Regions from separate parts of the Homo sapiens genome. Here region 1 is linked to region 2. A link is a contact called in ENCODE Hi-C or POLR2A ChIA-PET data. All regions are on one chromosome and are shown on one strand. Each heading gives the region's core, a stretch centred on a gene start or an enhancer-like site at or near the end of the contact. The rest is flanking DNA. Distances are from core to core; before and after follow the strand shown.

What was found. Hi-C counts contacts between places; a loop is a spot of excess contacts on that map. ChIA-PET counts read pairs that join two places held with the same protein, here RNA polymerase II (POLR2A). Pooled maps may share reads with other maps.
Region 1: a pooled map shows a loop between it and region 2 (4-fold over the local background). The contact joins the enhancer-like site here to the promoter of WDR5B-DT in region 2. A Hi-C loop is called at or near these places in 3 of 50 pooled maps. POLR2A ChIA-PET finds 5 or more read pairs at or near these places in 2 of 52 experiments (CD4-positive, alpha-beta T cell and activated CD4-positive, alpha-beta T cell).

What each region holds. Positions count from the first base shown.
Region 1 is chr3:121,430,848-121,433,737 of GRCh38, forward strand. It overlaps POLQ (DNA polymerase theta), which reads right to left. Exons shown (of 30, transcript NM_199420.4): 29 at 2,071-2,186; 30 at 584-1,570. The coding sequence ends at 1,457. Among named protein-coding and RNA genes, the nearest start is that of POLQ, 110 kb to the right of the region's middle. RefSeq lists an enhancer at 1,412-1,461. Within about 2 kb of position 1,469, at least 3 of the 41 ENCODE cell types and tissues checked have a DNase peak (open chromatin) inside an H3K27ac peak, as active enhancers do.
Region 2 is chr3:122,414,772-122,417,630 of GRCh38, forward strand. WDR5B-DT (WDR5B divergent transcript) reads left to right here and starts at 1,435. Exons shown (of 3, transcript NR_125405.1): 1 at 1,435-1,479. WDR5B (WD repeat domain 5B) reads right to left here and starts at 1,291. Exons shown (of 1, transcript NM_019069.4): 1 at 1-1,291. The coding sequence starts at 757. RefSeq lists enhancers at 836-1,035, 1,271-2,088, 1,306-1,545, 1,576-1,625, 1,786-1,985 and 1 more.

The DNA of each region.
Region 1 (2,890 bases), core at 219-2,718, 980 kb before region 2:
GTAAACCATAGTAACTGGGATTTGTGCACATCTGAATCATGCAAAATGGGGATGGCCTGTTTCAGGTCCAGCTGACAGGTCAAACAGAATGAGAAAATGCATGTGACTACACATGCTGGGCCATGGCTGCAGAGAATGAGGCAGAAGGGACTTTTGCTTGCCCTCATGTTTGAAGAACACTCACAGGTAAACAGATTGAGCTTTCTCTTGTGCCAGATCTTTCAAGCCTACCAGAATACTGACAGCACTTCAGCTTCTGAGAAACATAGTACAGGTAAATATGGAAAAAGAAATAATGATATTCTTCCCTCTTACTGCTGCCATCTCTGCCTTTCTCACCCTGCCACCCCAAAAAAACTATGTCTAAGTCTCTTATGCATTAATACCCAACTACTGATAATGCATTACATTTTATAAAGCAACTATCTTTTTTCATTATTCTGATTAATAAACATAAAAGAGCTCTTCTGGTAACTGATTAAGAATATAATCAGTGTTTCCTATGAACAAGCTATGGAGTAACTAAATAAGGGACACTCTTAGACCAACTATAATTTTTAACAAAACAATTGTTGATATAAAGTTTCTCATAAATTCATTTTATTTCAACAGCAAAAAGATTAGCTCCATCCCTCTGATTGGGATCACAAAGTACAATCTTTTCAGCATGGGTTTTCTCACCATGCCACAAACAGAAAGAGGCACTAAGGGACTGATAAGGGGGTATTTTCTGTCTCTGGCAGTATTATATTGACCTGCAATAAAAACATCTGATCTTACAGAACAGGATACCTCTTGAAGAGGTATAGTTTATTTTATAATATGTAAGTATTCCAAATACATTCATTGTATGAATTAGGGAAGGAAAAGCAATAAGAAACATTTCATGAATATTCATTCCTACACTCCAACCATACCAAGTCTTACTACTTTATAGAATTCATAATTTATTAGCCAATACTATTTTAAAATACTATTTCCGTACTGTAAAATTGATATTAGAGGAAAAAAAGTCACACACGATGCCTACCACCACCAGGGTGAAACCAAATCTTTATCTGCCTATGGCTGCTGTCTGGGTCGATTGAGGCAGCAGCTTCATTTTCTTCATGGTTTACCCAGACAGATGTGGAACCAAAGTGCTAAGTGCATATTTCAAGCATCTGTTCTGAATATGTTTAAAGCCACAGTAAGTTACAAAAGGCAAATTCATAGATGCTCTTTGAAAGTGAATGTAACTATTATACTTGGTATTCTACTTCCCCCACGCCCCCAGAAGTTTTTGATGCTATAGACACTGATATATAGTTTGAAACTCTCACTATAAAATTACTAGGCTAAGTCTATCAAGACTTGAAAGTTTGTTTTGCTGAGGTAGGTGAAAGGGTAATCTCTGTTCTTTCCAGGTGACTGCATCTGCACAGGCTTCCCTGGGAGGACTTCATCAACAGCACAGTTACACATCAAAGTCCTTTAGCTCTCCCCAGCTGGCGCCTATTTTCACTTTCACTTTCAATTTCACAGACAGTTTTACAGCACTTTCCATTTCATTCTTGACAATCTGAGCTACCTAAGGAAAAAAAAAATGTAGTTAACAAACTGCCCAGTCAAAGAATGTTTCCCAAACCATCCCCTGAGAAAGTTATAAACCAGACTGGAGCTCTTCACCCAATGGTGCTTAAAATGCTAAATCAGAAAAAATAAAAAATAAAATAAATAAATGAATAAATAAAAAGACATCTCATACTCTTCTTCACTGATGAGCAGGAATTTCTGAAAGTTTTTGCTAGAATGCTTGGAGCTTAGAAACCCTAAGGGAAAGACTCCAAATTTTTGTTTAATTCCTCCAAGACAAAAACATCTTGCATTGGCAATTCTTCACTTATTAAGAACTAGTACAAAACGGAACACTCTTAGCTCCTTTTCTACCTGTAAGGACTCAATATTTATACAGCCATCCCAGGGCTAGGGTAGAGTTCCAAAATCCTCATGCACAGGAAACAAAGCTGTCGGCCTGACAATACAGTGTCTTGTCTTCCTATGGAATGGACACAAGCATTGCAAAAATACCTGAACAACATCTTCTTCTGCCACTTCATATAGGAGTTCATCATGGAGTTGAAGGATGAAGAAGCCTCCTCTGATTGGGCAGAACATCCCTTGCAGTTTTCTCTTTCGTGACAATCCTACTTCATGAAAAAGGAGCAAAACTGATCAGCATGTCGCTAAGTCATAGGAGAATGTTTTTAGAGATTCTGAGTAACTCTGAGGAATTTTAATGAGAAGATTAAAACACACAAGAATAAGAACTATCAGGAAAATAACTACTTGCTGGTCGCTACCTACCCTAAGTATCCGGTATAAACTCACAAACTTCCTCCTAGAAAGAAGGAGTCTCCCAAAGAAGTCAGTAAATGGGGTGTGAGGAACTCTGCTCCAAGCTCTAGTCCAACTTATTTCTCATGAATAACTAACATTTTCTCTATCCATGGAGTCCCCCAACCACCATCTGAGTAATAGCACCAGGGAGGTATGGGGCCTGATTCCTGCCCCAGGAAAGCAAACTAATATTGTTAGGCACTGTTTCTTAAGGGGGACACTCCCTCATGTCTTTTTATGGCCAGAAGTGTCATCGTGATAGAACTGGTGCTTCCCCAATTGAACCGTACACACTCCAAACAAGTAATTGTAAAACCTAGGCTCCCAAAGTGGACTTCAGAGAGTACATAAACCCCTTGCAGTTATATGTAAGAGTCTATGTCTGTACGTTTTTCTGTGGAGATAATCCATACCTTCCAGTAGCCATAACTCCAAAATATATACTAGACTTAGTTACTATTTCCTCATTAGCTGGATCTAGTGGTACAGATTATGCCCTTCTGACCAAAAA
Region 2 (2,859 bases), core at 185-2,684:
TCTTATGACCAGTGTATGTTTTCAGGCACCTGCCTCTGCTATAATCCCATAGTTTAAGAGTGTTGTCCAAAGTTGCAGTGAGAATGTATTTACCATTTGGAGAAAATTTTACAAAAGAGACAGGAGGGTTATCGTCATCAACGAGCGTTTTTAAACACTGACCTGATGCAGCATCCCAGATTCTACAGAGGCCATCATAGCTACCTGACACTATCAAGGACCCACTACAATTAAAATGAACAGCAGAAACTGGGTCAGAATGAGCAGACAAAGTCTTGAGACACTTTCCTGTTTTCACCTCCCATATTTTTACAGTCTCATCAAAAGATCCCGAGATTATAAGGTTGGATGGCGGATTGAAGTTACAACAAAAGACATAATTACTGTGCCCCTTCAGTGTTTTCAAACATTTTCCAGATCTCACATCCCATAATTTTAGAGTTTTATCATCTGAGGCAGAAACAAGACGACTGGAATCTGATGACCAGGCAACATCCGATATTTCCAAATTATGACCATAGAGTGTTTTCTCATATTTTCCATCATATGCTCCCCAAATTATGATTAGCCTATCAGCAGAAGAACTTGCTAGCCATTCTCCATTAGGACTAAACTTAACTGATGACACTGCTTCCGTGTGTCCCACAAGAGTACATTTGAGAGCATAGTTTGGGTTTTCAGGCACTTCCTTGCTCTGATTGGCCGATGAGGAGAGGGCCAACTGTGCTTTGGCGTCTCTTGACTCCTTGGTTGCCATGGCTCTGAAGCTCCAAGTTAGCAGGTGTACTAGGCGTTCAGCCCTGAACCAGGCAGTCCAGTACTTTGGCTTTCTGCCCAGCAAAATGAAGATAAACGCACAGGATTTTAAAATGTACAGTTTTGAAAGCTTAAAGTTTCTGGACAGTCTTTAAACTGTGAGACGGAATCAGCAGCACGGCTTGGACTTCAAGTTTTCATCTTTTTGTTAAGTACTTGAGAAATACTGTTAGAAGGATCCTGTGCGCTGTCAGCAAGTAGGACACAAATGTTCGGCATTCCGTTAATACATAAAGCCTTCAAAGCAGGGGCGACGCGAGGGGCACTCTCTACAGAAAGTATTCTTTCACCGCCGCCCCCCTCCCCAGGTCGAAATGTTTCGGAATGCTGAGCAGCCCTACCAGTCAGGCTAGGTACTTGAAGATGAATGAACCGCCGCTTTTAGCGGATTTCAGAAGCTAAAAGCCTACGAAGCCACCGAAACTGGAAACTCTGGCCTGTCGGCTACTTTTGCTCGTACCAGCAGGTGTGCACTGCCGCGTCAATCTCCAACAAAGCCGGAAAAGCAGCCTGGCGCATGTGCAAAGGAAGTCCCTCCTACCACTACCGAGCCGAGATGACCAATGGGAGACGGCCATCTGCGCCTGCGCAAAAAAGTCGCCAATGTTCATTTCCGGTCTTTTTCGCCCCGCCCTTCAAATGCGAAAGCGACTGCCTTCTTGGGTGAGTGCATTAGCTGGGTAGGGTCTGTCCCGGACCTAACTGGATAGTGTGGGAAGCAGTGGATCGTTGTTTCAAAAACCATTTCTTTTTGGAAATTGTCACAGAGAAGGACTAGATTTGCGGATGCCTACCTTAGCTGCAGGCTTAGGCCCACACCTGACGCGTAAGCTGCCTAAACGGCAGCTAACGTAGATCCACCCAGACGCCGGAAACGGGGGAAGCTCCTGCTTTGCATGGGTTCCGCTCCCTCCTGTTTGTTGTGGTGTGGAGCCAGGTGGCATGTGTGGCGATGGAGTCACGGGGCGGGTGACAGAATTTATGCCAGATTGTAAAATTCCTGGTTTAAGTTTCCCCTGGAAAAGTTTCGTAAAGGTTAAGAAACGTGTCTGTTGAGGTCCTTTAAAAGCCGGTGCTCTGCTGGGAGTAACGAGCAAACGTTTGTTTTAGCATCTACGGCTTAAGCTTCCATAGAGAAGTCGGTATCTCAAAGTTGCTTGAAACAGAAAAGGACAAAGAGGTTGGTGGAATAGGGTAACGGATAAGGTTACTCTTAAGGAGGTTTTAGAGAGCTTTCCCCAGTTTTAGGAGATGATTAATGGTCATGAAAGTGTGTAAAATATACATGCTATTGAAGTTGCAACGAAAGACATAATTACTGTGCCCCTTTAGTGTTTTCAAACATTTTCCAGATCTCACATCCTATAATTTTAGAGTTTTATCATCTGAGGCAGAAACAAGACGACTGGAATCTGATGACCAGGCAGACTTTTAAACAATAGGTTTACCAAAAAACTGGAAGCCCTACTAGTTTCTCCAACCTGTTGTTGCTCAGTAAAGAGTGCCCGAGGCCGAGCACTCACGCCTGTAATCCCAGCACTTTGGGAGGCCCAGTCGGGCGGGACACTTTAGGTCGGGTGTCCGAGACCAGCCTGACCAACATGGCGCAACCAATACTGCTAAAAATACAAAAATTAGCTGCGCGTGATGGCGCACGCCTGTAGTCCCAGCTACTCAGGAGGCTGAGGTGGGAGAATGGCATGAACCAGGAGGTGGAGGGTGCAGTAAGCTGAGATTCCACCAGTGCACTCCAGCCTGGGCAACAGTGAGACTCCGTCTCAAAAAAAAAAAAAAAAAGAGTGCCCAAGAAAAGCAGAAAAAACGTGGCTTAAAAGATTTTACTGGTGGCTGGTCACGATGCAAATGTCTCATCAGCGTCAAGAATTTAAAAGCACTTGGAAACAATGGGTATCCTATTGTATACTTATTAGGGATAATTGAAAGTCTTGGCCTTTATAAGGCACAACAGGCACCGTTAGGTCACCTGTAATAAACCGACTGTAGTTAAAATATCATTACTTTAAGACCCTACCAGTCTAGGGG